Regions from separate parts of the Homo sapiens genome. Here region 1 is linked to region 2. The links are chromatin loops, found by intact Hi-C in ENCODE. Cell type or tissue: natural killer cell. All regions are shown on one strand. Links, peaks and the distances in the headings refer to the core of each region. The heading gives the core; the rest is flanking DNA.

What was found. Peaks named below come from ENCODE experiments on the same cell type or tissue, not always from the same donor. Only the 100,000 strongest peaks of a DNase experiment are listed, where the experiment ranks them.
Region 1: a loop joins it to region 2, with 2.6 times the contacts of the local background. A loop is called at or near these places in 2 of 110 quality-filtered maps.

The regions. Positions count from the first base shown.
Region 1 is chr10:132,607,529-132,622,966 of GRCh38, reverse strand. INPP5A (inositol polyphosphate-5-phosphatase A) reads right to left here. Exons shown (of 16, transcript NM_005539.5): 2 at 15,011-15,052. Among named protein-coding and RNA genes, the nearest start is that of INPP5A, 77 kb to the right of the region's middle. RefSeq lists enhancers at 1-915, 14,363-14,864. In natural killer cell, for the core only: no CTCF peak of the experiment used is centred there; a DNase peak (open chromatin) is centred at 6,496; H3K27ac peaks cover 1,104 bases.
Region 2 is chr10:132,677,327-132,692,764 of GRCh38, reverse strand. INPP5A (inositol polyphosphate-5-phosphatase A) reads right to left here. Exons shown (of 16, transcript NM_005539.5): 5 at 2,310-2,373. Among named protein-coding and RNA genes, the nearest start is that of NKX6-2, 100 kb to the left of the region's middle. RefSeq lists an enhancer at 4,729-5,473. In natural killer cell, for the core only: no CTCF peak of the experiment used is centred there; a DNase peak (open chromatin) is centred at 8,184; H3K27ac peaks cover 859 bases.

The sequences.
Region 1 (15,438 bases), core at 3,159-11,158, 69 kb after region 2:
TCCACGAACACGGACGGTATATTTCTCAAGTTCTAACACGTCAGCGTAACTGAGTCTTCCAATCCACGAACGCGGTATATTTCTCAAGTTCTAACACGTCAGCGTAACTGAGTCTTCCAATCCACGAACGCGGTATATTTCTCAAGTTCTAACACGTCAGCGTAACTGAGTCTTCCAATCCACGAACGCGGTATATTTCTCAAGTTCTAACACGTCAGCGTAACTGAGTCTTCCAATCCACGAACGCGGTATATTTCTCAAGTTCTAACACGTCAGCGTAACTGAGTCTTCCAATCCACGAACGCGGTATATTTCTCAAGTTCTAACACGTCAGCGTAACTGAGTCTTCCAATCCACGAACGCGGTATATTTCTCAAGTTCTAACACGTCAGCGTAACTGAGTCTTCCAATCCACGAACGCGGTATATTTCTCAAGTTCTAACACGTCAGCGTAACTGAGTCTTCCAATCCACGAACGCGGTATATTTCTCAAGTTCTAACACGTCAGCGTAACTGAGTCTTCCAATCCACGAACGCGGTATATTTCTCAAGTTCTAACACGTCAGCGTAACTGAGTCTTCCAATCCACGAACGCGGTATATTTCTCAAGTTCTAACACGTCAGCGTAACTGAGTCTTCCAATCCACGAACGCGGTATATTTCTCAAGTTCTAACATGTCAGTGTAACTGAGTCTTCCAATCCATGAACATGGTATATTTCTCAAGTTCTTTATATCTTCTCTGATTCTTTCATCAGTGTTTCAAACTTTTCAGTACAGAGATATTGACATATTTTACCAATTTATACCCAACTATTTCATTTTACTGCTATTGTAAATATTTTTTAAGTCTCCAATTATTGATAGCTAATGTAAACAAGATGTTTTCATACTGACCTTGTATGTTGAAAACTAAATAAATCCACTTAATAGTAATAGTAAAGTTTTATGGATTCCTTCAGTTTTTCTAAATAGTCCACCATGTCTTCTACCAATAAAGTTCTATTTCTTCCTTTCAAATCTGTATGACTTTTGTTTCCTTTTGTGAAAGGAAAATAAACCTTGGGAACACAGAATCACTAAGCCAGTGGGAAAAGTTAAGCTAGGAATTGCGTGAGGCAAACCTGCCTCCTATTTTATTCCTAAATAAGACAGCTACACAGATTTAAAAAAAAAAAAAAAAGACATACCCCCCTCACGATTTTCCCACAAGGTAATTCCTTATGGACAAAGGACAGACAGAACTCAAAGTCATCCCTCTGAGGCTCCTCTGGGACAAACGCATGACTGATGGCTTCCTCTGCCCTACCACTTCACTGAGCCAGACTAAGGCATAAGTGATTATTCCTCTACCCCCTCACATGTAAACTGTGTATTCAGTAAAAGGCTAATCAGAGACTCAAAAGAATATGACCCTTTGTCTCTTATCTACCTGTGACCTGAAAGCCCCCTCCCCTGCTTCAAGCGGTACCACCTTTCCAGAACAAACCAATGTACATGAACACACACTGAGGCCTCATGTCTCCCTAAAATAGATAAAATCAAGCTGTGCCCCAATCGCCTTAGGCAACATCATCAGAACCTCCTGAGGCTGTGCCACAGGAGTATTCTTAACCTTGGCAAAATAAAATTTCTAAATTGGTTGAGACCTGTCTCCAATATGGTGTGTTCACACTTTCTTGCCCTATTGTGCTGGCTAAGTCTTTTAGTACCATACTGCATGGGAGAAGTAAGATCAGGCAGCCTTGCCCTGTTCCCAGTCTTCAGGTAAATAAGCACTTCCTCTATCACAGTTTAAGTGTGGCATGAGCTGTGGGGCTCTGTAGATAGATGCCCTTTACAGGCTGAGAATGCTCTTTTCTATTCCTAGTTTGCTAAGAGTTTTTATCAGAAATGGTTACAGAATTGTGTCAAATGCGTTTTCTGCATCTACTGAGATGATCATATGGCTTTTCTTCCTCAATCAGTTGACATGGTAAATTCTGTTGATTGATTCTTGAATGTTAAACCAGGCTTGCATCCCTTGATTTACAACATTGAAAATAATTTTTGCCTTTATTTTCATGGGGAATGTTGGTTTGAATTTTTCTAATGTTCATATCAAAGAATAATTCAAAAAGTATCATCTGTGACTCAGTCTTCTTCTAAAGGCTCTGTAGAATTTCTGTTGTTTCTTGTTTAAATATAGAATTCACCAGGGAAGCCATCTGGGCTGGGAGGGTTTTTGTGGAAAGGTAATGGGCAAATTTTTAATTGAATAGATATAGGACTATTGAGTTCATTATTTCTTCTTGATACTTTTGTTTTTCAAAAAAAAAAGTTTCTTTCATATAAAATTTCAAGTTTATTGGCATAAATTATATTAATATTCCCATAACCCATGATATGCTTTAGCAAAGAACTTGGCTGCATTCTGTTTATGCTCTAGAGATCAATGGAAATTTGAAGCAAAGAGTGATGATTTAGGGTATCTGATGGAAGAAATTTCTAAGCAGCAAAGTGCTCAAGAAAGATGTGGCCTGGCTGCTTCTAACAGCCTACACTCAGATGTGGGAGCAAAGAAATGACTTACAGTTGGAACTTACATTTAAAAGGGAAGCAGAGCACAAAAGTTTGAAAACTTTGCAGCCTGGCCACATAGCAAAGAAAGAAAAAGCTTTCTCAGGAAAGAAAATCAAAAAGGCTGTAAAGCAACCACTTGCTAGAGATATTTGCATAACTAAAAAGGAGTCGAGTGCCAACAGACGAGACAATGACAAAAAGGCCTTGAAGGCATTTCAGAGACCTTTGCAGCAGCTCCTCCTGTCACAGGTCCTGAGGCCTAGGAGGAAAGAATGGTTTCATGGGTCAGGCCCAGGACCCTGCTGTCCTGTGCAGCTTCAGGTCAGTGCTCCCCACATCTAGGTTGTTCCAGCTCCAGCCTCAGCTCAAAGGGCCCCAGACACAGCCCAGGCTGCCATTTTGAAAAATGCAGGTGTTAAGCCTGTAGGTGCACAGAATGCAAGAGTGAAGAATGCTGGCAAAGTGCAGTGGCTCACACCTGTAATCCCAGCACCTGAGGTGGGTGAATCACTTGAGGTCAGGAGTTCAAGACAAGCCTGGCCAATATGGTGAAACCCTGTCTCTACTAAAAATACAAAAATTAGCCAGGTGTGGTGGTACATGACTGTAATCCCAGCTACTCAGGAGGCTGAGGCAGGAGAATCATTTGAACCTGGGAGACTGAAGTTGCAGTGAGCTGAGATCATGCCATTGCACTCCAGCCTGGGTAACAGGATGTATAAGAAAACCCAGGTGCCCAGGCAAAAGCCTGCTGCAGGGGTGCAGCCCTCACAGAACCTCTATAGGGGCAGTGTCAAGGGAAAATGTGGGGTTAAAGCTCCCACAGAGAGTCCCCAGCAGTGCACTGCATAGTGGATCTGTGAGCAGGGGGCCACCATCCTCCAGATCCCAAAATGGTATATCCACTGGCAGCTTGTACCCTGTGCCTGGAAAAGCCACAGGCATTCAACTCCAACCCATGAGAGCAGTCCTGGGGGCTGAACCCTGCAAAGCCACAGGGGCAGAGCTGGTCAAGGCCATAGAAGCCCACCCCTTGAGCCTGTGTGCCCTGAGTGTGGGACATAGACTCTGAGGAGATGATTTTGGAGCTTTAAGATTTAATAGCCGCCCTACTGGGTTTCAAACTCGCCTGGGGGCTATAGCCCATTTCTTTTGGCTTATTTCTCCCTTTTGAAGCAGAAATGTTTACCCAATACCTATATCCCCATTGTATCTTGGGAGAAAATAACTTGTTTTTGATTTTGCAGGTTCATAGGTGGAAAGGACATGCCTTGTCTCAGAGAAGTCATCAGACATGGGACTTCTGAGGTGAGTCAAGACTTTGGGGGGACTATTGAGAAGGGATGATTGTATTTTGAAATGTGAGAAGAACATGAGATCTGGGAGGGGCTGGGGCAGAATGATACAGTTTGTATATTTGTCCCCGGCCAAATCTCATGTTGAAATGTGTCCCCAGTGTTAGAGGAGGAACCTGGTGGGAGGTGTTTGGATCATGGGGGCAGATGCCTCCTGAATGGACTGGGCCATCCCCTTGGTGATAAGTGAGTTCTTACTCTTGAGTTCACATGAGGTCTGGTCATTTGAAGGTGTGTGCACTTCATCCCCACTCGCTCTCTCTTGCTCTGGCTTTCACTGTGTGGCATGGCTACTCCCCCTTTGCCTTCTGCCTGACTGAAAATTCCATGAGGCCTCCAAGGGCTGAGCAGGTGCCAGCACTAAGCTTCCTGCACATCCTGCGAACCGTGAGCGAATTAAACCTCTTTCCCTCATAAATTACCCAGTCTCGGGTATTTCTTTACAGCAAAGCAAGAATGGCCTAATACACTCTTCTTCCATGTTAGCTGGAAACAGACACTGCCTATCACATCATTCTTAAAATTACCATCAGGAAAAACTGTGAAAGACTTTAAAATGAGCAATAATGAGAGTGCCTCCATTTAGCTCACCTATTTGGGTTATCTCTACCTTTAGTTGTCTCTGAGCTATGTTGCAACTCTGTGAGTTTAAAAGCTGATGATGATGGAAATGATTCTTGACCACAGAAATGCACAATGTCCAGCAGATGTGATGGATCATGACCCTGTGGACAGTGCCAGCCTTGCATCCGTGAAGCACACTCATGTCAGTACTGCTGATGGGAGAAGCTATTTGCCTACATTCTGGATTCTTCCCTGAACCAGTTCTACATCTTACTGGGTCTCTCCCTGATAAATAAACAACATTTATTATCTCAATTTAAAACTCTATTTTTAAAATAGGTATTTAAAGTGAATAAGTACCTATTCATTTTATATTTGCATGACAGACAACATTATATCCTGTTTTAAAATTTATCCTCATTCCCACAAGCAAACTTTAAACTACCTCAAGGTCCAACAGAAAAACAACTTTAAAAAATTAAGGCCTAACTATATCATAAAATATTCTGAAGCTATTAAGATAGACAGCATATATTAATTCACATAGAAAGATTTCCCAGCTTACAAAAAAGGCAGAGAGAGTAAGCTGTACGCACATGTGTCTGCTGCCCACTTGTGGATGACCCACTTGTGGACTGCACACCTGCCCACAGCCACGCAGGCAAACACATATGATGGGGTGTGCATCATGCTGGAGGCAAAACTGGGGAAGGAAAGAATGTTTATCCTTTTCTGCTTTGATCAGTATCCTCAGACTTCTGTGTGGCAGGCAGTTGCTCCACACACGCCACGTGCCAGACGCAGTCAGGTGCTCGGTGAAGCAATGCACAGATAGCCAGAAGCTTCCACTCCATGTACTGTCTTTGTCAACAGGAAGAAGGTCACAATGGATGTCCTGGCTACCTCACCTGCAGTCTGAGGATTCAAGATCTGCACTGGCCACACGAGCAGGTAACAGCCGCTCCTCCACACCCTTCAGGTGTGGCTCACAGGAGACCTTCCCTCTGGGAAAGGGGTCCTCCACCGCCTCTCACCCAGGCAGTGAGCGTGTGTGAGTGTGAGCATGCCCACGGCCGGTGGACATCCCTTCCTCTCGTCCCTGCAGTCACCGGAGGGAAAGCTTCTTGTCCTTAGATCAGACCAGGAGGCAGAAGGGCCCTGAGAGAGCCACAGGGTGGCTTTGCCCCAAGCCACACTGCACAGGAGCTCTGAAGGGCGGGGACTGTCTGCTGAGCTGCCTGCAAAGAGCCAGAGCCCAGGGCCAAGCAGGGTCTGTCCTGGCTCTGCCTCAGCCTGTGGCTTCGTGGCTCCCCACCTCAGCTCGTCACTGGGAGACCAAGAATCAATACAGCCACCAACCAGGGCGCGGTGTTTGAGGAGTCACCAGATGATGGAGGGAGAGAGAGCCTGCAGAATCTTCCTACAGGTGAAGGCTGCGGGGCTGGGCTGGGACATGATGCCGAAGCTGCAGAAGCGGCCTGCATCTGACCCCAGGGAGCAGACAGACCCAGGCTGCTTCGAAGGACCTCAGGCGGCCTCTCCCCACCAGCGCAGCAAAGCAACTGGCCAGCACGATGGCTCCACAACCCCCAAACATCCTCACTCCCAGAACAGACTGCCCAGGAGCTCCTGCAGCGTGAAGCTGGCCTTCCTCCCTGCTGCATGGTGCCACTCGCCACTGGCCAGAGCTACAGGAGATCCAGGACCCCATATCCCCCACGCCACGTCCCCCATCACCACATGACACATCGCCATGTCACCATGTCCCCCACACTGCATCCTCCACGCCACATTACCACACCACCTCCATCACCACCACACCCTACCCTGTCACCATGTCCCATGTCACTACCATGTCCCATGTCACCACTGCAACCCCAAAACCACATCCCATGTCACCACCCCATCCCCTATCACCAACACACACTATGTCACCACCACGTCCCATACACCATGTCCCATGTGACCACAGCATCCCACACACACCACATCCATCAGCACCACATTCTACACCACCACCACATCCTGCGTCACCACCATGTTCCCAATACCACATATCCCACACCACGCCCACGGCGTCCCCGCACGCCACATACCTCACACCACGCCCACGGCGTCCCCGCACGCCACGTGCCCCACACCACGCCCACGGCGTCCCTGCACGCCACATGCCCCACACTGCACATCTGCCACTGTGGTCCTCCCTTGGATGCTTGTTCACAACCAACAAAGCACAGGCACCTCCCACTGCAGCTGCCTCCCACGCCACCCTGTGGTTCTTTCAGGGCCCGTCTGCCTCCCGGTCTGACTTAAGGACAAGAAGCTTCCCCTCCAGTGGCTGCAAGGACAGGAGGAAGGCATGTCCACTGGCCATGGGCATCCTCACGCTCACACACATGCTCCTAAAACGACGCACACGACCATCCCTCACCGCTCCCCACAGGACCCGGAACCGGCAGCTACAGAGGGTGAAGCCCATCACCACTAAGAGGGGAGGCCCCTGTTCCCCAGGCCCAGGGCCTCAGGTGCCAGGCCCACCAGGCCATGAAGGTCGCAGCCTCTCAGCTGAGAGGCTCAGCTGCACAGCTTTGTTTATCCCAGCCGCCCAGAGCGGCAGACACCCCCTTGCCCCAGCCTGGGGCCTCCCAGCCCCTCAGTCTCCAACCAGCTCCTCCACCAACCCAGTGCCTACACTCCACTGACCCAGGGCCCACTCTGTCCTCAAAGCCCGCCCCTTCTCCTGGGTCTTCTTAGCTTCAAGCAAGGGTGCCCACCTCAGTCCCAGCTGCCCACTCTCCAGCAGGGCCAGTTCCTACCCCAAAGACGGGGCCCTCAAGCAAAGGGGCCTGCCCAGCTGCTTCACCAGGGGCAGAAATGCAGCCGCAAAGCTGTGTGTCGAATGCAGGCTGGGTCCCACCCCTTCGGTCAAACCAAGCGCAGTGAACTTCCAGGTTCCGAGAGTTCAGGAGCCTCCCCGCACCCAGCAGCCACTTCCTCCAACTCCACTGAGCAGCGGCCACGGGCCTTCACCCCAGATGCCTGGGGGTTTAGAAGGAAACTCGGTGGGCCAGAAAAGTCACGTGTGAAAGCCACACAGAAGTCTTCCTCATACAGCATCCCATGTGCTTCCAGGGTGCACATTTTTTAAAGGCTAAAACCAGCAGTTGCATCCTGAGCTGGTTCCGGACGCCACACTTGGAAGACAGGCAAGGAGTATGGGAAGCTTCTGAGATGAAGCCCTCCATTGTGGCCCACGGGCTGCGGGCCGCCACGAGACAGTGCTGGGAATTCAGAGCAACTCGAGACGTGGATCGGGCCACTGTGGGGACAGAGGGCAGCAGCTCCAGGCCCAGACTCGGGGCTCCCTCTTGCCCCACGCACCATCCCTCCATCTGAGTGCAGCCTGGCATCCCCCAGCAAGCGTTCTTATCGGGTCCTCCACACTGACCCAACGCTGGACGCGTCACGGGAAGGCGTTCTCTTCACTCAGGCTGCGGCAACAAAACACCGCAGCCTGCGGGGCCTACGCCACAGACGTGTGCTCCACAGGGCACCTGAAGCTGGGAGGATAAGAGCGAGGCCAGCCCATTCCACGAGGAGGGTCCACTCTTCACAGACGGCACCTTCTTGCCGTGTCCTTGTAGGATAGAAGGGGTGAGGCAGCACTCAGGCCTCTTCTTTCAGGGCACTGATTGCATTCATGGGGATGGAGTCCTCTCCTTGCGATCTCATCGGCCCCCAGAGCCAGGCCTCCTGAGGCCACCACCTTGGGGGCAGGATGTTAACACAGGAATGTGGGAGGGGCCATAAGCATTCTGAAGACAGCAGCGGGGGCTGGCTCCTGTGTTTGGGGCCTGAGCCCCTCCTGACATAGAGAAGATTCTGGAACCCCTGGTGATGAGTCTGTGAGTCTGATTCTCAGGAGAGAGGACGGAACCTGGACGGGTGGACAGGACAGCTGAGGAGGCCAGCACAGGGTGAGCCCAGGCTCTGCAGCTTTGTTTATCTATTTATTTTTTTGAGACAGGGTCTCACTCCATCACCCAGGCTGGAGTACAGTGGTGCAATCTCGGCTCACTGCAACCTCTGACCCCTGGGTTCAAGCGATTCTCCTGCCTCAGCCTCCCAAGTAGCTGAGATTACAGGCGCCCACCACCATGCCTGGCTAATTTTTTGTATTTGTAGTAAAGACGGGGTTTCATCATGTTGGCCAGGCTGGTCTCGAACTCCTGAGCTCAAGTGATCCACCCGCTTCGGCCTCCCAAAGTGCTGGGATTGCAGGCATGAGCCATCGTGCCGTCCAGGCTCTGCCTGGGGACTCAAGACTTGGGAAGGCGTGCCAAGCTCTCCAGTGCCAGGCTGAGTTCTGGACCTAATCTTCGAAAGCCGTGGGTCCCAAAGGCGTCGAGGGTGCTCACGACTGGCGATGGAGGCACACACAGGCTTTTCTGCGCTGTCTCCTGCACTCTCTACAGGGATCAAGTTTTACAGAAAGGGTTTCTAAAAGACCATGAAGATCATATTTAGTTCTTCCCTATATAAAAGCCACTTCTTCAAGGCTATTTTGAAAAATAATTGTATAATGGAAACTCTAGGATTTAAAAACACCCGAAACAGTCAGAGGCCCAGTGTCGAGGCATCTCATCCACCCCTTGCCCTTGAGCTGCTGGCACAGTGGGCTCTGGTCATGGAGACCACCAGGTGTCTGATCCAGCCCTGGCGAGGCCCACTCACTGCCAGAAACCCACCAGCCCGAGGCCCCTCAGTGCAGCCGCTGAACTGGCTGATAGCCTAAGAAACAAAGTCAGGCTAAAACAAGCATGAGAGTGGGGATTGGCATTGAAATCGAGAGTGGGGATTGGCGCTGAAATCTCACTTTTGAGAATTCTCTGTTCTAAGTGTCACTGAAATTTCTTCCTTCTGAAGAGGTTTTTCCAAGAAAACCAAGAAAATTTGGTTTTGCAACCAGGAAAAATGACACACTGCACAGAGCAAACCATCATTCATTATTTTTCTTTACAAATGACTCTACTGTCTTTCATAAAGGCTGAGTCTCCAGAAAGGACGCCAGGTGCTGCTGTCCACCTCCAAGAGCCCTGCCCACCTTTCTGTCAGGTCCCACAAACCGCCCAGCAGGGCCTCTGTTCAGTGGGGGACTCGGGAAGGAGGGGGCCCTGCGGGGGGACTCGGGAAGGAGGGGGCCCTGCGGGGGGACTCGGGAAGGAGGGGGTCCTGTGGGCCGTGGCGTTCCAGGGGCTGCAGGTCACAGGAGGAACCACCTCGCTCAGAACTCACTTCCAGCACCACTGGCGAACTCTACTATCAACGCTCACAGTAACTGTTTAAGCCATAAGTAAAAGAAAAAAAGGTAAAAGGGAAAGAAATGAAAGAAATGGGACATGTACGTGGGGATTCTGGGCGGCCTGAGCCTTGGATCTGAGGTCTGTCAAGTTGGGGTCTTGCCGCCTGCTCCCCAAGACTGCCCTCCCCCATGGCCTCTGGTGCAGACGGTCCCACACTGAACAGGCTGCAGAGACCCGAATGCGCGGGAACTGTCCCTGCTCCATGGGACAGAGCAGCCAGGACCCATCCCCACTGCCGGCCCCTCCTGGATGCGCCCAAAACCCAAAAAGAATTCCAACCCCCACCCCACTGCCCCAAGGCCTCCATCTTAAAAGAAAACAAACAAAAGCTTGAGCTTAACACACAGCTGTTGCTGCCAAAATGTAACACAAACCAGGAAGCCTAGAGAGCGGACATGGGCTCCAGCCACAGCCCAGCCCCTCACAGCCGAGGGCCACGCACACGGCCAGGCAAGGGGCAAGGGCCCCTCCAGCCAGCGCCACTGTCCCAGATCAGCAAAACCAGCAGGGGAACCGGGCCTCAGCCCAAACCACCATCAGCCAGCTTGGAGCAGCCCTAGGAGTGCCAGGCCCCCTGCACAGCCTCCCCAAACTCCCAAAACAGGCCCCCTGCACAGCCTCCCCGAACCCCCAAAACAGGGCACCTGCACAGCCTCCCCGAACCCCCAAAACAGGGCACCTTCACAGCCTCCCCAAACCCCACAAAACACAACATCACAATTCTAACTCAACAGGACAGAAAATGGGAAAGAGAGGCTCACCATGTGATAAGACACCATTTCTCTACCACAGGTCTTGTCTGACAGGAGCTGTCCCATGAACTCCTCACCTCCCTCACCCTCCTCTGACAAGGCCTCTCCCCTGCCCACCTCACCTCCCACACCCTCCCGACAGGGCCTCTCCCCTGCCCACCTCACTTCCTCCACCCTCTTCAGACAGCGCCTCTCCCCTCTCTGACAGGGCCTCTCCCACGAACTCATAACCTCCCTCACCCTCCTCTGATGGGGCCTCTCCCCTGCCCACCTCACTTCCCTCTCCCCTCTCTGACAGGGCCTCTCCCCTGCCCACCTCACCTCCCACACCCTCCTCTTGACAGGGCCTCTCCCCTACCCTCCTCACCTCCCACACCTTCCTCTGACAGGGCCTCTCCCCTGCCCTCCTCACCTCCCACACCCTCCTCTGACAGGGCCTCTCCCCTGCCCCCCTCACCTCCCACACCCTCCTCTGATGGGGCCTCTCCCCTGCCCACTTCACCTCCCACACCCTCCTCTGACGGGGCCTCTCCCCTGCCCTCCTCACCTCCCGCACCCTCCTCTGATGGAGCCTTTCCCCTGCCCACCTGACCTCCCTCACCCTCCTCTGACAGGGCCTCTCCCATGAACTCCTCACCTCCCTCACCCTCCCTGGACAGGGCCTCTCCCCTGCCCACCTCACCTCCCTCACCCTCCCCTGACAGGGCCTCTCCCCTGCCCACCTCACCTCCCTCACCCTCCCCTGACAGGGCCTCTCCCCTGCCTACCTCACCTCCCTCACCCTCCCCTGACAGGGCCTCTCCCCTTCCCACCTCACCTCCCTCACCCTCCCCTGACAGGGCCTCGCCCCTTCCCACCTCACCTCCGTCACCCTCCCCGGACAGGGCCTCTCCCATGCCCACCTCACTTCCTCCACCCTCCTCAGACAGGGCCTCTCCCATGAACTCCTCACCTCCCACACCCTCCTCTGACAGGCCTCTCCTCTGCCCACCTCACCTCCCTCACCCTCCTCTGATAGGGCCTCTGCCCTGCCCACCTCACCTCCCTCATTCTCCTCTGACAGGGCCTCTCCCCTGCCCACCTCACCTCCCTCATCCTCCTCTGACAGGGCCTCTCCCCTGCCCACCTCACCTCCCTCATCCTCCTCTGACAGGCCTCTCCCATGAACTCCTCACCTCCCTCACTCTCCCCTGACAGGGCCTCTCCCATGAACTCCTAACCTCCCTCACCATCCTCAGACAGGGCCTCTCCCCTGCCCACCTCACCTCCCACCCCACATCCTCCTCTGACAGGGCCTCTGCCCTGCCCAACTCACCTCCCTCATCCTCCTCTGACAGGGCCTCTCCTCTGCCCACGTCACCTCCCTCCCCTCCTCTGACAGGGCCTCTCTCCCCTGCACTCCTCATCTCCTGAGATCCTCCTGATGCTGACCTCTCCTTGTCCCAATCTCAAAAGACCCCTTTCCAGATGTTTTTTCCTGTTCAGGCCTCAGCTGTTCTCCAAGCGATCTGCCTACATCCTCATCCCAAACCCAACCATAAACCCTGGAGAACAAGAGCTTCTTCAGTTAGTGAGCAAAGACACCAGCTCCAAACCCTGCAGCAGATGCAGCTGTCTGGATGGTGAGGAGCAGAGCAGAGAAGCTGCCACGGCCCAGCCTGTGGGTGCCTGAGCATCAGTGGGATGTGGATGGCTGGGCCCAGCCGACCCAGCACTGGGTGGTCCCCACGCTGGCCAGCATAGGCTGCAGACCCTGGAGCAGCCCCAGGTCTCCCCACCACACCTGCGCCCTGCAGCGAGCTGGCTGGGGCCACACGCCAACGTCCACTGGCAGGCCCTCTGGGTTTTTTGCAGCTCTCTGTGCTCAGGTCACATGTCCCAGGGCCAGCACCTCGCTTGGGAAGTCCAGCACATGGTCCAGCCTGAAGAGAGCCCACCAGGTGTGCAGGCCCGGAGCTAGGCCCGGGGCAACCCCTACTTCCTGTTCACGAACCGCCCCCCACCCCCCACCCCCATCACTGGGCTCCACAGAGCTGCAGGGGCAGAGGGGACCCAGGATTCGGGGGGCCACGCACACAGGGAAACAATTGCCAGGGGCTGGAGCGTGGGGACAGGGGCTTCCTCCACATCGACCTTTCCGGTCCCTCACAGGTGGGGCTCACGTGCCCCTCCATGAGGCAGAAGAGGCCTTTGGAGCCCCAGGTAGAGCCTGGCCACTGCCTGGTGTGAGGAAGCCCAGGGTTTGTTGGGAGCTGTTGCCGGGACCTCGGTGTCCGCCATGGCTGCACTGTACCATCAGGAACTGCGGGTCAGGCCCAGCCACTGTAAACGTCTCCTAAAACTCTGCTCCTGCGGGGCTGCCGCTGGCTTGATTGGGACAAAATTTAAATATAATTAAAATAAAATAAACCAAGAAAAAAGCGGCAGACAGGCCAGGTGCGGTGGCTCATGCCTATAATCCCAGCACTTTGGGAGGCCAAGGCAGGCAGATCAGCTGAGGTCAGTTCAAGACCAGCCTGGTCAACGTGGTGAAACCCCGTCTCTACTAAAAATACAAAAATTAGCCGGGCATGGTGGCGGGTGCCTGTAATCCCAGCTATTTGGGAGGCTGAGGCAGGAGAATGGCGTGAACCCGGGAGGTGGAGCTTGCAGTGAGCCGAGATCGCAACACTGCACTCCAGTCTGGGTGACAGAGTGAGACTCCGTCTCAAAAACAAAAACAACAACAACAACAACAAAAGCAGCAGACAGTTTTCAAAAAGGAAAAACACCAAAACACAGGGGCAGATTCTGATTTCAGCTGTGTAGGCGGCAGGTTCTGCTCCTTGCCGGTCACACACACCTAAACATTCAGTGAGGGAAAACCTGTGGATCCCTGGAGGGGAGACACACCAGGAGAGGACGAAGGTTCTGCAAGGATGTGGGTCTCCCCGACAGGCACACGCAGCAAGACCCCACCTCACAAGGCAAACCCGCCCCCGCCACTGGCCCCCGACGTGCGGTTGACATAAAGGACAGAGATGATGAGAGCACCGTGGATGGGGGTGGCACGGCAGCTTCAACTCCTGGAGTGTCCTCTTTCTCCAAGTGAGCGCTGAGCAGATGATGTCACACATTACAGCTAAATTCATCATATCTATTATTTCGATTTGTAAATATATGTTTTCAAAAGGGAAAGATGTCTCTCATTTGCACATCTGACCAAAGACTCTACGGAGAGAGATTTATCAGGTCCCTGTAGAACAATGGCTTCCTCACCACATAGGTGCTAAGCACACACATGCGCACACACGTGCACACACACGCCGTTGTCCCTATGGGGGGACTTGGATGCCGGCTACAGAGCACCATTGCATGCTGGGAGCCTCACCACATGGGAGCACTGGCAGGCAGGACACAGGCCCGAGGGCACAGAGGTCCCCAGCCCTCCTGGCTGTCCCAGCTCCACCTCTGGCCCAGCACCTCAGGCCCAGGTCGGGCCACCCCCCAGGTCCCACACCCCCATGCCCTCACAGAGGGCCCCTGGGCCTCCACTCTGGCCTCCCCAGCCCATCTCCAATCAGCAGCCAAACACACCTGAAACAGGATTTCAGTCCCGGGCTCAGCCCTTGCGTGGGTCTGAGCATGTGAGCAGCTCCACCGTCCAGGCCACCCCATCCTGAAGCTGACCTCACCACCAGCCCCTGGAGCCGAGCCTGGCCACCGTCATGCCCATGGCCACGTTGCCCTCCTCGCCTGCCTGGCCTCCCCCATGCACCCAGTCCTCAGAGAGGCCTCTGGCGCCACCCCACAGGCACACATGCTCGGCCACAGGCCCCAGGTGGCTCCTTCCATGAAGACCTGCGAGGGCACCAGCCTGTCTCTTCACAGTGGCATCTGCAGCGTCCACACCAGAGCACAGCACAGTACCGGGCTCCATAAACACCGGCCCCATATTAGACAGGGGGGTCCGTGCCTCGGCCTGGCAGTGCCAGCCCGAAACCCTCCAACCGGTCGCCTCCCCCAGCCCAGCACCCACTCTCTGCACAGAGTGCGCTGCACGGACCGGACCTGGTGAGGAGCACACCCAGCCTCGCTGCCAGCTCTCCACGGCCCCACTGGGGATGCTCACCCAGCCCTGGAGGGAGCCCCCAGGTTCTCTGATTCTCTGAACCCCGCGGGGAGCGGGGAGGGAGCCGGAATGTGAACAGTGAGCCCGAGGAGGATCTGGCCAGGCTCACCGGCAGGCGGGCAGTGGACCGACTGTGACACAGAAACATGTTGCCCAGCACAGGCAGCGGAGCCGAGAGACCCAGCCACAGCCCAGGCCTGCGCTCCCCATAGACACACCAGACTCCATGGAGGAATGCCAAAGCAAAAAGGCACCTTATTGGCTAAGTAATGAATCCAAAAGAACACGTTTCAGTGGTTCTTACCTGGTAAAATTCCCGAAGCCAGTTCTTCTGCAGGTTTTCTGGCTGTAAATTAAGAAGAAAAAGAAAAGCCAGTCAGACCAATGGCACAGCCCTAAACAGAGCCAGGACAAGCTCCTGTGAAGACAACGTGGGGCAGGAGCAGAGGCGCAGCCCGGGCCCACCCCGCATGGAGGAGCTCCACCCGCACGGGGAAACCCCAGGCCCACGCGGGGACCCCGCTCTGTGTGGGGGCTCCGCTCTGTGCTGTCCCAGGGACATGGTGCACGATGCACTCTGTCTCAGGAAAGCTCGGGCAGCGTCGCGCAGCCCCCACACGGGTGGCGAGGAGGGGAAGGCTCTGTGTTGCTCCAGCCTCCAGCCTCCCAGGGAAGAGACGGCTCAGCCAGTAACCCAGCTTCAACAAGCAAGACGGTGGCACCTTTCCACAC
Region 2 (15,438 bases), core at 3,742-11,741:
GCAACAAATTACTTCAATTTTTGCTTATCTGACAAAGTCAATTTCCTTCACTTTTGAAGAATAATCTTTTTCTGAATATGATATTCTTCTTCTTATAATGCTTTAAATGTTTCACACTACTCTCTTCCTTCTTGCATGGTTCCTGGGAAAAGGTCCAATGTAATTGTTATCCTTGTTCCTTTACAGATAAGGAATCACCTCGCCTATAAGGAATCTCCTGGATTCTTTCAAGATCTTCTCTTTTTTCTTTGATTTTCTGCAGTTTGAATACAAGGTGGCCTGGGGTTGACTTTCTGGCATTTATCCTGCTTGGTGTTGGCATTCGTTGAGCTTTCTGGATCTGTGGTTTGGTGTCAGTTACAAGTTTGGAAAGTTCTAAACCATTACTACATTAAATCTTCCTTCTGTTCCTTTCCTTCTACTCCTACTGGGGTTCCCTTTACAAGCTGCACCTGTTGTCGCTGTTTCACAGGTCTTGGCCATTTTCTTCTGTTTTCAAATTTATTCTCATTTCTTCTTGCTTTTCAGTTTGTGAAGTTTCTAACACCTTCCAGCTCGCTGATTCTTCCCTCAGCCGCGTGTGCACATGAGCCACTGCTTCATTTCTGGTACTGTTTCTGATTTCTAGGTTTTCTTTTTGAGTCCTTCTCAGAGCCTCGAGCCCCTAGCCTGACCCCCGAGCCTGACCCTCGAGCCCAACCGCCCAGCCCGAGGCCCCCCGACTGCGCTGAGCATCAGCAGCAACACCTGCCGTGTGGGGCACTGAGAATATCGTCAGCATCCGCATGCCTCCCGGGACCGCACGCCTGCCAGGACCGCACGCCTCCCGCGACCGCACACCCCGCGACCACACGTCTCCCGCGACCGCATGTCTCCCGCGACCACACGTCTCCCGCGACCACACGTCTCCCGCGACCGCACGTCTCCCGCGACCACACGTCTCCCGCGACCGCACGTCTCCCATGTCCACACGTCTCCCGCGTCCACACGCCTCCTGTGTCTGCATGCCTTCCTGACGCACCACGTGCTCAGGACATGCTCGCTGCCCACTCCTCATGTTGTTCTTGTTAGTTTGGCCACATGGAGGGCTCTGGGGAAAGTTTTGCTAGAGTGAAGTGTGTATCTCATGTATAGTTTTAAATACACTGTAGGTTCACCAGGCACTTTATGACTGATTTAACTTAGTAGTAAAACAGGTATTCAAATGGCTACTGAAAAACACAAAAGGTCTGCAGATCCGCGGCACGGCGCAGCCTGACGCACCAGCTCCTTGGCTCCAGCTTCCTGCAGCACACGCTGCGTCGGCGCGCTCTCTCCACTCTCGCCGGCCGCTCCGTGCCTGAGCGCACAGCACGCAGACGCCGTGTCTCCAAAACGGAGCGGAGAGCGCCACCGGCCGGCTCCTGCAATTCTGTGCGGCTGATCCTGCCACGGGCCTCATAGAAGGGCTTGGATGCTATAATTTGGAAGGATCTGAAGGTCTTCAGGTAACGGGGCAGTGACAAATCATTTTGCTGGCCAGAATCTTGCTCTCGTCATCAATGAAATCACCACTCAAGCAACTGAGATAAGACTACCGCGCAATTTCACAGGAGCCGCTCCGTCTCCCGAGGGAGCACAAACACGGAATCCGAACGAAACGACATCGTTTGTGGCTCCACAGTTACTACGACGTGCAGGGCACTTCACATGGATGTCATCTGCTCCGGAGGCCGCGTGGGGTTCTGAGAACTCACACACAGCAGGAAACGATAGCGTCAGACGGGAAGTCATCGCACAAACACCCCCAGGCCGTGTGGAGCACGCACGGAAGCCCCACACCCGGCCTAGCTCACGCACCTGCCCCCGACAAAGAAATGAACAGGAGGGGACAGCTTGTGTCAGCGGAGCGTCTCAGGGCAAGTCTTTTCCGTGAAGACACACAGCACATGACCATCAAACGGGGATGCTGTTCACGGCAGGGAGGACCGTCCCTGCCTGTTCTTATTTCTGAAACATGCAACCCTCTCATTCGGCTTTTCATTTTCTCACACTGGATGGGAACACAGATACAAACTATTCCTTCCTCTTAACTCAACTCTAGGAAAGCCAGGTCCCCACCAGAGCCTTGCCAGGGAGCCAGTGTGGGACAGCCAAGGGGCCTCGAGTCCAGGTCCAGGAGGCCCCTGGAGTGACCTCTGGACAGTGGCTCAAGACACCCAGCCCACAGTGGCCACTCACAGAGACAGGGCAGGAGAGGTCTGGGGAAGCCAGACACCAGGAGGGGTGAGTGCCGAGACAAAATCCCGGAAGACGGCACGCAGTCTTACCTTTAAAGTCAAACTGGTAGATGTTTTTTAAGGACTCATGAAGAAAATAAAAGCTTCCTAGTGCCTGTAGAGCAAAAAGAGAAATCAAATGAGAGACTGGTGCTGGGAATATTTCTAAAGATCATTTTTAACAATAAAAGAAGCTCTTTTAAACTAGCTAGAGCAAGAGTTTCACCAGTTATAATTTAATCACAGTTACTGAGGCACAGGATGTCAGGCAGAGGTAACCTGCAAACACCCAAACTCCACCAAGCTCCAGGCATGCGGTGAGCCGTGCAGCCGCTGCTGGCTCCAGCAGGGACGCAAGTCCCACGGGCCAGGCATTGAGTGGACCAGACCCTTCCCAGGTGAGCCGTGCAGCCGGTGCTGGCTCCAGCAGGGGCGCAGGTCCCGCGGGCTGGGCATTGAGTGGACCAGACCCTTCCCAGGTGAGCCGTGCAGCCGGTGCTGGCTCCAGCAGGGGCGCAGGTCCCACCGGCCGGGCATTGAGTGGACCAGACCCTTCCCAGCACTGATGCTCGGCTTCGTCCTGGGGCCTCCAACCATCAGCTCCACTGCGCCTGGCCCCACCCTGCCCCATCGCCCCAGGAGCTGCCAGTGTCTCCCACTTACAAATTAGCCGGATGGTTGCAGAGCACAGGGATCCCTGCTCTTCATACCAGAGAAGGCAAAAGTACGCGGCTGGACGCCACAGGGCTGGGTCGACGGATACCACACAGACAGTTACTTGTTGATCTGAACTGCAAGTTTCACGTGGTATTTTCTACAGATGAACCTGTGTCTACATGCAGCAGTGTGTTCGTACTGACATGTGTATTATTTCTGTGTATTTTTTTCTTTTGCTAAATCTGGCAACCCCAACACGGGGCCTGGTGCAACTCTGGGGTGATCAGAATATTCTACACTGGTTTGCAGTGGTTGCCTTTGTCAAAACTCACTAAATTATACCCCAAAGAGGGCGAATCTCACCATCTATACATTAATCGTTATAAACCTGACTTAACAAACAAACCTATCTCATAGGAGATAGCTGTGTGCCCTGTGGGGGTAGCAGGTCCTGGGATAAAGCAGGGGAGAGTTTGAAGCGGCGGTGCCAGGTGGGCCAGAGAGGAGGGCACACGGGCGCAGCTGCAGACGGAGGGCAGGGGCTGCCTGCAGGGAGCCCAACCGTTACCAGGTCACACAGGGCCTTCCACAGGGAAGAGACTCTGAGCCACTGGGGGCTCTAACCCCAACTCTGCATTCTGAACAGGGCCTGTCCTCAGCTGAAAGCACAGGGCGTGGTGCATCCCTCACTGTGTCTGTGTGAGCCTGTGGGCAACACAAGGGCAACGCCTGAGTATCACCTCATTCCAAGGCTTCACTTGTACACTCTTGCACATTCATGTACACACATGCACACCACACGCTTGCAAACATTAACACATATATGCACTCACGCACAAGCACTCACAGGCACTCACACACACTTGCACACATACACTCATGCACACACAACATGCATTTGCTCACAGGCACTAACATGCACACATGCACTCATGCACACTCACGTGCTTGCTCTCCCACTTGCACTCATACACTCATGCACTAACTCATGCACACACGCACTCACGCACACTTACACTTGCACTCAGTCATGCACTCACACTGGTGCACACACGCACTTGCTCACACACGAACTCATTCGTGCACTCACATGCACTTGCTCACACACTTGCACACATTCATGCACACAATGCACTTGTTCACACTTGCACACACATGCACTCATGCACACGCACACACTTGTTCACACTCACTTGCACACACACTCATGCACACGCACGCACTTGCTCACACTCACACACTTGCACACACGCACTCATGCACTCTTGCTTTGTTTTGGGCAGAACCATGACCCCACAACCCTGCAGTTCTGAGTGCCCCAGTGTGGACCTCCTGCTGAGATGCTGCCCTACGGGGCTGCAGAGCTATTGTCTCTCTAAGAAAGTCAAAGGCAATGCCTGAACATCACCTAATTCCATGGCCCAAGCTAAACGTCCCACACACTTCAGGCTCTGCAGTTCCCAGGGAACTGCTGCTCCCTCCCTGACGACCGGTCACTGGGGTGGCTGTCCTGGGGGCAGGGCTGCAAGAAGGTGCACCACACTGGGGCGTCAGGAGGCTGCTGCTCCCTCAGAGGCGCAGGGCGGCAGGCACAGTGCATGGTGAGGGGACTTATGTTCTGGGCCTGCTGAGGGCCAATCGTGCCAGTAACTCTGGCCTGGTCCCTGTCTGCAGCCCCCTGGGCCCCTGGGTCAGCTCTCTGGGGCCTGTTAGGCCGTCTCTGGTTTGATGCCGACTCCACAACATGGGAAGCTCCCTGGAGGCTGTGCAGCTCCTGCTCCTAGGGCGTGTGCAGTGCATGGTGGGCTGGGGTGATGGTCCTGCTCCCGGGGACGCTGGCCACATGGACACCTCACCAGAAAACAGTGTTTCACCTTGGGGATGACACAGCTGCCCTCTGACAGAACACACTTCAAGGAGTGCATTTAAACTCCTAAAAAGAGAGGCCGGCTGGCAAGCCTGAGTCCTGTGCACCGACGCCATGGTGGCCTCTGCCTCCTGTCTCTGCTGCGTCTGGTGGGGAAGGGAACACACCCACAGGCAGGAGCAGGGACACGTGCCGCCTCCACCCAGCACAGGTGGCAGGTGCGAGTGCTCGCTTGCATGTGCACACACACATGCACACTCATGAGTGCCAGACCTCGGTGGGAGAACCCAAAGCTGCAGGGTAACCATGGGCCTCCCAGCCCTGCATCCTGGCCACCACCCAGATGGGAGCCCCCAGGCTAGATGACAGGGACCTTCTGTCTAGGGGACGGAGATGAAGGATACCCGAGGGGGACGCAGTGCACTTCCTCTTCTCTCGCAGGTGGGTCTAGGGTGCAGCAGGCAGCATCTCTGCCTCCACGGGAAAGCCAGAAGGTGGGAGAACCTGTGTGCCTGACATGGGGCTGTGTCCTCAGGCCCTCTGTGGTCCCTGGCCCCAGGCCACATGCCCTGGTGAGCTGCTGCTGGGTCCAGAAGGCTGCGTGTGGCCATGATGCACTCGGCTGTGACATGGACACTGCTCGACTGACCCGCTATCTCACTAGGCATCTGCTGTGAACCTGCTCAGAACCCGGGGAACTGAGCCACCTTTACAGCAGGTCTTAAAAACACCCAGTGTTGGCCAGGCTTGGTGGCTCACGCCTGTAATACCAGCACTTTGTGGGGGCGAGGCAGCGGATCACTCGAGGTCAGGAGTTCAAGACCGGCCTGGCCAACATGGTGAAACCCCGTCTTTACTAAAAGTACAAAAATCAGCCAGGCGTGGTGGCATGAGCCTGTAATCCCAGCTACTTGGGAGGCTGAGGCAGGAGAATTGCTTGAACCTGGGAGGCAGAGGTTGCAGTGAGCTGAGATCATGCCACTGCACTCCAGCCTAGGTGACAGGGCGAGACTCCGTCTCAAAAAAATAGAAAATTAAAATTAAAAAGCCAGTGTTCATCCTTTTCTTTGGCAAAATAGAGTTTCAGCACAGAGTTAAGAGAGAAAACTGCAGGCCTATGCCCCATGGATGAAACTTAATGTCTCCTCCACCAACATCAGCCCTTCTTTATAGAAGATATCCCTTCATTTGTTTCAGATAAAGAAAGCACTCTGAAAAAACATAATAAATGTCGCTGCAAACATTTAAATCATTACCTCATTGAATGTTAAAGCTAACAGAATATTATAAAGTTTGCAATAAATAAGTGAAAAATAAATTGCCAGTGCAGGGATAGAAACTGCAATTCATAGTCAGAAAATCCATAATTAGCTGTAATGAACATTTAAAGTCAAAGTTCGACCCAACTTTTTCGGTGTTTACCCTGTCCCATCAATACGGTTCAGGGCACCCATTTATCACAGACACCAGGACATTGGGCCAGGAGCGTGTCCGGGGCCTGCCGACAGGAAGTCCCCAGCTCGCCCAGGTCTCTGACCACAGTACTTGTCAAGAGTATGTCTGTCACATCTGAGAATAATGACTCCTCGCCTCTTGCTAAAAACAAAATACTTTTTACGTATTGATAAACAAGACTGTCAAGAGTGCTCATTAATTCTGCATTAGTGAAATGCAGCCATTAGCTGTGATGCTTCTGCGAGGACTGCAGACACGGGCAGGAGTCCTCCAGCCCCCGGAGGCCACGGCACAGCCGGGAAGCGGCCTCCACTGGACAAAGCCAAGCCCCTGGGGCACCGAAAAGTCGATCCGGTGCGGGCCACACAGGAGATCCAGACCCCGGCTAACCTGGGCCCTGGCTGGGGCTGCACTGGTGGGACCCTGGTCTCTGAAGGCAGCCTGGGAGCTAATGGGCAACTGAAGCTCCCAGTCACCACCATCAGGCTTCCACACCAACTGGCGACCAGGGCGCAACGAACCCTGCGTACCATGGGGGCTCAGTGCCTCTCACAGGGGCGGCTAGTGAAGATGGAGTATTTACAAATGCTATTAAAACAACCTCTCAACTTCAATTGGAGTCCGGTAATGTGATAAATGGCCACACCGTGTCACTTAGCTTGATTTCGGGAGCTGAATTCTGATAGCGGGCCCACTTTGCAAACACAGCCAACTCAGGGCGGGAGCAGACCACTTCTCACACATTTGGAAAGAACAACGCGTCCCGGCAGGCACTGTGCAATCACAAAGCCCGTGTTTGTTGAGCAGGGTCCCACCTCCCGGACGGAGCCACCGGCTGGAAGGCTCGGGATGACTCAGGCCGGGGCAGAGGCTGACAAGCCAGGAACACAAAGCTGCCATTGGAAATGCCTCCATCACTTTTTATTTGCAAACAAGTCAGATGGCCGGTAATTTATCATTTCCGCAATCAGGTGAACGACCAAAGCACACATCATTAACCTGGTCTTCTGCACCCAGCTCCCTCGTGCACAAAACAGAACACATTCCTAAAACTTCAGTCACACAGACCCCGCGCTAAGGGACGCACATGAGCACACACTCTGCTCGAGACAGAAAGGGGAAATGCACAAGCAGTGCCCATGTGAGGCCCCAGGTGGCAACAGGGCCCTTCCCCTGTGCTGGTTCCAACCGCGTCGCGGGCGTGACCACAGGTGCCAGCTCCCAGTGCGCCCCAGGGGGATCTCTGTGGAGCCTGCCACTGCATTCTGCCACTGGGAAGGGAAAAAGTGTTGAGGGAGGAGGCCACGGCCCGCGGCCCAGGGGAGCCCTGACTAAGGCCGACCGTGCTTATCAACAGTGACTCAGAAAAAAGAGTGGCAGCATTTGGTGACTCCCATCTCACTCTGAGACAGCATGACATTTTGTTATTTCTACAGATAAAGCGTTTTCACCTCCAGTTTTTTTTTTTAATAAAATAAATCTAGGAGCAGAAAGAAAAACTTCATAAGATATTGTTGGTAACTAATCTTCAAGTCTGCAACAAAATAGAGAACTTCATTTGTTTTAAATGAGAGTCGAGAGATTACTAAACATGACTCCCCTCATACGCAGCCCACTCCTTCCCCAGCTGCATGCTGTGAGGACACAGGACCCCCAAATGAAGGACGCGGCCTCACGCAGGAGCCCAGGGGCACGAAACCATGCTCACCTGGGCTCTGACACACCCTGTGAGGGCCAGTGGCAAACATCTGTGCTCTCTGAGAACAAAGCTAAGGACATCACGGAGAGGCCAAGCCTGACGTTCCGTCCTCATTAGGGTGAAAGCACCTGCCCGAGCTGAGGCAGGCATGTGGTTCTGAGCCTGATCTTTCAGACATTTCCTCTGCCCTTGTAATACAGGAGAAATGAGAAGACAGGCTCACAGTGACTAATGAGTGACTGCTGAAGACATGAGCCACAGGGACACACCACATCCTGTGAACTTACAACCCCACACCCTCACGGCTGCTTTGCACCCAAGAGAAACTCCTGCACACACACACATATGTACACATCCATGCACACACATGTACATAACCCACATCCATATACACTATAGACAAACATACATATGTAATACACACACATACATGCATACACCTGTAGACATACATATGTCTGTATACACACGTGGAATGCACACACAGACCTCTCTCAGAGACGCTGGAGCTCTCAGGAGACAGGCATGAGAATACAATGGCATATGACCTCTGAAAACACCAACTGAAAATGACCCAAATGCTTAACGTGCAAATGGGTAAATCAAATTTGAAATATTCCTATGATAGAACCAGATACAGCAAGGAAAATACACAGATCAGAGTTACATCCAGAAACACAGGTGGATTTCACAAAGGAAGCCAAGAAAGAGGACAGTTTCTCAAATGTCCTATGGCGTGATACCAAGATAAAGACATATTTTAGCTTATTTTGAATGCTACATAATAATTCACCATATAAAAATACTGTAATTTGGCCAGGCACAGTGGCTCACACCTATAATCTTAACACTTTGGGAGGCCAAGGTGGGTCGACCACTTGAGGTCAGGAGTTCGAGACCAGCCTGGCCAACATGGCGAAACCCCATCTCTACTAAAAATACAACAATTAGCCAGGTGTGGTGGCCCATGCTTGTAATCCCAGCTACTTGGGAGGCTGAGGCAGGAGAATCACTTGAACCTGGGAGGCAGAGGTCGCAGTGAGCCAAGATCGCGCCACTGCACTCCAGCCTGGGCGACAGAGCAAGTGAGACTTTGTCTCAAACAAACAAACAAAAAACCCTGTAATTTATCCATTTCTCTGTTGCACATAAAGACTACTTCCAATTATTTGAGTATTGTAATTGATGCTATAATAATCTTCCCTGCATGGTGTTACTGAGCAAGTGTGTCAGAGATAACAAGCATCCAGGTACATGGGTACTGAGTGTTCACACAGACATACTATGCAGGAGGATTTGCTGGGTCACTGCAGACACGCACCCTCCACATAGGGTAATACACACATGTACACGTGAATTAAACATGCGTGCATATATATATAACAGCCTTGCTGTGTCACCGCAGACACGTGCCCTCCACATAGGATAATACACATGTGTACACGCAGATTAAACGTGTGTGCATATGTATATAATACACAGATGGCCTTGCTGGGTCACGGCAGACACGTGCCCTCCACATAGGATAACACACACGTGTGCACGTGGATTAAACGTGTGTGCATATGTATATAATACAACACATGGCCTTGCTGGGTCACGGCAGACACGTGCCCTCCACATAGGATAATACGTGTACACGTGGATTAAACGTGCATACATATGTATATAATACAACACATGGCCTTGCTGGGTCACGGCAGACACGTGCCCTCCACATAGGATAACACACACGTGTGCACGTGGATTAAATGTGCGTACATATGTATATAATACACAGATGGCCTTGCTGGGTCACAGGAGACGTGCCCTCCACATAGGATAACACACACGTGTACACGTGGATTAAATGTGCGTACATATGTATATAATACACAGCATTGCTGGGTCATGGCAGACACGTGCCCGCCACATAGGATCACACACATGTGTACACACAGATTAAACGTGCGTGCATATGTATATAATACACAGATGGCCTTACTGGGTCACGGCAGACATGTGTCCTCCACATAGGATCACACACGTGTACACGTAGATTAAACATGAGTGCATATGTATATAATACACAGCATTGCTGGGTCATGGCAGACACGTGCCTTCCACATAGGATAACACACAGTTTACACGCTGATTAAACATGCGTGCATATGTATATAATACACAGATGGCCTTGCTGGGTCACCACAGACACATGCCCTCCCAGGCACCACCACGTTGCCCCTCCTGTTGCCATGACGATCCCCCAGTGGTCTCATCAGGGCAGTGCCCACGTTCCACATCCTTGCCATGGCCCAGTGCCAGCCTCTAGTTTTTGCCAACTGGATAGGTGTGAAATTAGACCTTATTGTTTTAATTTGCATCTTCATTATACTAGCATAGTTGGGCACCTCTTCATCGAACTGTGTGGCTGTGGTAAAATGCACACAGCATAAACTTGACCATCGTACCCACCTTCAGGTGAGCAGGTCAGTGGCACGCAGTCCGCGCCTAACGAACGTCTGCACCCGTCACACCATCCATCTCCAGGACACTGTCCACCTTCCCAGCTGAGACTGTTCCCGACCAGCAACAGCTCCCATCACAACATCCATCTCCAGGACGCTGTCCACCTTCCCATCTCCAGGACGCTGTCCACCTTCCCATCTCCAGGACGCTGTCCACCTTCCCACCTCCAGGACGCTGTCCACCTTCCCACCTCCAGGACGCTGTCCACCTTCCCAGCTGAAACTGTTCCTGTCCAGCAGCAGCTCCCTTCCCGCTCTCCCCTTCCCGCTCTTCCCTTCCCGCTCTCCCCAGCCCCTGGCAACCAGGCACTGTACTTTCTGTCTCCATGACTTTGACTAATCCGAGTACCTCATGTAAGTGGAATCATACCATGTTCGTGTTTCTGTGACAGGCTTGACTTGGCATAATGTCCTCCAAGTTCCTCCACCATGTTGTAGTGCTTGCCAGAATTTCTTTCCTTTTTACGGTTGGGTCATATTCCATGGTACTGCTTCCGCATTTTGCAGTTGTGAATAATACTGCTTTGATTATAGGTGTGCAAATATCTGCTGGAGACTGCTCTCAATTCTTTGGGGTCTGTACCCAGAAGTGGGACTGCTGAATCAGACGGGAATTCTATTTTTAACTTTTTGAATAATCACCTCAATGTTCACAGTGGCTGCCCCCTGTTATATTTCTACCCACGTGCACAAAGGTTCCAACTCCCTCCCATCGTTATCAGCACCTGCTATTGTGTCCGGAATTGGTGGGTTCTTGGTCTCACTGACTTCAAGAATGAAGCCGCGGACCCTCGCGGTGAGTGTTACAGTTCTTAAAGGCGGCGTGTCCGGGGTTTGTTCCTTCTGATGTTCAGATGTGTTCGGAGTTTCTTCCTTCTGGTGGGTTCGTGGTCTCGCTGGCTCAGGAGTGAAGCTGCAGATCTTCGCGGTGAGTGTTACAGCTCATAAAGGCAGTGTGGATCCAGAGAGTGAGCAGTAGCAAGATTTATTGCAAAGAGCGAAAGAACAAAGCTTCCACAGTGTGGAAGGGGACCCGAGTGGGTTGCCACTGCTGGCTCGGGCAGCTTGCTTTTAGTCTCTTATCTGGCCCCACCCACGTCCTGCTGATTGGTAGAGCCGAGTGGTCTGTTTTGACAGGGCGCTGATTGGTGCGTTTACAATCCCTGAGCTAGATACAAAGGTTCTGCACGTCCCCACCAGACTCAGGAGCCCAGCTGGCTTCACACGGTGGATCCCGCACTGGGGCTGCAGGTGGAGCTGCCTGCCAGTCCCGCGCTGTGCGCCCGCACTCCTCAAGCCCTTGGGTGGTCGATGGGACTGGGCGCCCTGGAGCAGGGGGCGGAGCTCGTCGGGGAGGCTCCGGCCGCACAGGAGCCCACGGAGCGGGTGGGAGGCTCAGGCATGGCGGGCTGCAGGTCCCGAGCCCTGCCCCTCGGGAAGGCAGCTAAGGCCCAGCGAGAAATTGAGTGCAGCGCCGGTGGGTGGGCACTGCTGGGGGACCCAGTACACCCTCCGCAGCTGCTGGCCCGGGTGCTAAGCCCCTCATTGCACAGGGCCGGCCGGCTGCTCGGAGTGCGGGGCCCGCCAAGCCCACGCCCACCCGGAAATCCAGCTGGCCCGCAAGCGCCACGCGCAGCCCCGGTTCCCGCTAGCGCCTCTCCCTCCACACCTCCCTACAAACTGAGGGAGTCGGCTCTGGCCTTGGCCAGCCCAGAAAGGGGCTCCCACAGTGCAGCGGTGGGCTGAAGGGCTCCTCCAGTGCCGCCAAAGTGGGAGCCCAGGCAGAGCAGGCGCCGAGAGCGAGCGAGGGCTGTGAGGACTGCCAGCACGCTGTCACCTCTCACTATCTTCTGCGCTTTTTGACAACAGCCATCCTAATGGGTATAAGGTATTTTGCAAGTCCTTTTAAACTGACAAATGAAAATGGCAGTTTGGATCTGCATCTCCCTAAAGGTTCGTGGAGCTGGGCGCTTTTTCGTGTACTTATCGGCCGTCTCCACGCCGTCCTTGGAGGGAAGACGCCTATTCAAACCCCTTTCTGACTCAGGTTGGTTTTTGTTGTTGCTGTTGTTGAGTTTTCGGAGTTCTCTATATATTCTGGATAGTAATTCCTTATCAGATTTTTGATTTGCAAATATTTTCTCCCATTCCACGGTTGCCTTTTTACTCTGTTGATGTTGTCTTTGGCTGTACAAAGTGGTTGTGTTTTAATGCAGTCCAATTTGTCTCTTTTTTCTTTTGCTGCCTGTGCCTTTGGTGCTGCGTCTGAGAAATCATCGCCAAATCCAATGTTGTGAAGGTTCTGGCCCATGTTTTCTTCTAAAAGTTTTATAGTTTTAGGTCTTTGACTCATTTTGGGTTAACTTTGTACACAATGTAATGTGAGGGGCCAACTTCATTCTTCTGCGTGTGGGTATCAGCGTCCCAGCACCACTGGCTGGAGGCTGTCCTCTCCCATGGAATGCTCTTGCACCCTTGTCAGAGACCACCTGGCTGCCCAGGCAGGGTGCCTCCTGGCTGTCCCCTCTGCTCCATGGTCTGTGTGTCTGGCGCATCTCTTTTTAAGATTATTGGCAATTTAAGTTTCTTCTGTGAACTCTTTGTATCCTTTGCCCATTTTCCTGTCTCATTTTGTAGATTTTTAATTTTTAAATATAATCCAGAATTATTTATTTGTCTCATCACCTTCTCACGCCCTCCACCCTCCTCCAAACTCTGTTACTTCTAGGCTACGGGACTCCACATTCTCCTTCCCTGGATCTCCTCCTCCTACTTGGGAATAACAGCACTCTGGATCTGCTCAGGGTACCCTACGAGCCCTTCTCCTCCACCTCCTCCTCCCGCTGGGGTGGCCCGTCTGTCCCATCTTCCAGCGGGCAGCTCTTGTGTGTACAGCATGGAGCCTCCTAAAGGCCAGCCTCCTGGCCCGGCGGCTGCACAGTCTCCACTTGGGTCTCCCGTGACAAGTCCGACCTTTCAGGACTGGAGACCTACTCCACCCTCACCCTCCTCCAGCTCCCACTGGAAACCACGGATCTCTCCAGATTCCTCCAGCATCTTGTCCATATGCCTCACCCAAACATCCCTTCCTTCCACAGGTTCTACGGATTACAGAACCCTGTCCATCTCTAGCCTTCCACGTCTCTGCACTGCTGCACACCCACCTCCCTCATCTCCCTGTGGGGCCCCCGCCTCCTCCACAGCTGTAGCCCCCTTGGTCTCTTCTCCACCGGGCACCAAGGTGGCCTTTTCCACATGCACCTCTGGGCCTGCCACTGCACTTCCTCCCAGCCACGTCCTGCACAGTGGCCACCCCAGCTGTCCTCTGGCCCTCACACACCCAGCTGACAGAGCTCCAGCCCCATTGGCCATCTGGGCCTGAGGAGGCTGCGCCCTTCTGTCAGGAGGGTACCTCTGCTGCCTCCCCTTTTCCAGCTTCTCACATGGACCCCCTGCTGCTTCAGGTCTCTGTGGAAATGCAGCCTCCTCCAAGCAGCCCTCTTGATTGGCTACTCTGGGCAGAGGCTTGGCAGTCCCAGTCCCCAGCCTTTCCTTCAAGGTGCTGCATATTCCAGCACTCACTGGTTTCCTCATCTAAATTCTTTCAGGGAAGGGAAGCCCCCTGAGGGCAGGCATGTGGCCTGGGCGCCTCTGAGTCCTCCACCACAATGCCCAGGTCACGGCAGGCAGGAATTCCACGGCTCCTGGGCAATGAGAGAGGCACCACACCCTCTGGGCGCCCGGCTGAGCAGCAGCAGCTCAGGACCGCTGGACAGAACCCTCAGCTCAGGTCTCAAAGCACAACCCAAGGCACAGGTTCACGGTGCTCCCGAGAAGCTGAACACACTTGCAAAAGTCACACATTTAACCCTATCACAAAGGCAAGTCCCAAGACACCTTGTTTTGAAACAATTTAACAGATTGAGTAATAAATCAAAGCAAAGTTATAATAACAGTCATTAGATTATAAACAATAATAAATGAAACAAAGCTTTTGTTTAAATCAATGTAGCGCTTCATTGATCTTTTCCTGTATAATGAACTCATGGGCGGCTGACCCAACTGGACAAGGCGGCGTCCTCACTACTGCCCACTTCCCCCAGTGCCACCCCCAGGCAGCATACGGGGGGCTGTGACCGTCCGCTCTCAGAGGAGCTCCGTGACCACCACAAAATGACAGCTGACTTATTTACAAAGCACTGACTTTCCAATTTCAGCTCCTGGGGCCAAACGGGATGACGGCACCAAGGTGTCCCCCTGTCTGGCCTCCTGCCGAGCCCCTCTCCCGGCTGGCTGCTGGCGGGAGAGATGCACACGTAATCTCATTCTGCCTCCTGTTCGACAGCTGACGCTAGAGGTTAATTAAATTGGTTGTCCATTGTATTCATCCACTTTACAAAGCTAATGATATTCTGTTCCTGAATTAAAGAGCATTTTATAAAGCGTGCCCCGTGGAAGCCGGCATTCTGCACGCGGGTTGCTGAACCCTGTCACGGCTCTTGGATGTAGTGTCCCCAATTAGGAGCCCAGGAAGGACCGGGCCTTCATCTGCCAGGGTGGAACACCAGTCATGCTGACACGAGGGTAAACACGCCACATACCAGCCGCTTAATCGCCCTCGCTGGCCACGATAAATTCCACCAGACGAGTGCGCCCGTTAACATTTCCGATTACCACGGTGAGGAGCAACTGAAATGGAACGAGATGGCCTGTAAAACAGCCTGCGGCAGGCTTCTCCAAAGGGGGTACATCTGAGGGCGGCAAGGTGACCAGCAGTCCTGGCTTCTCGCCTGCTACCAGCACTGGGCTCTCTGTCACACTGCGGGGGCAAAGTCATTGGCCGGTCTAAGGACACCCACCCTTGCTGAGAGAATTCAGTCACCACTCACATTCCACAAATATGCACCCGGCACTTTCTCCTTCCTCTGTGCCACATATGTTCTCAGACATGTGAGATACATGAGTGACCAGATGGCCAGAGCCCAAGACGGCAGC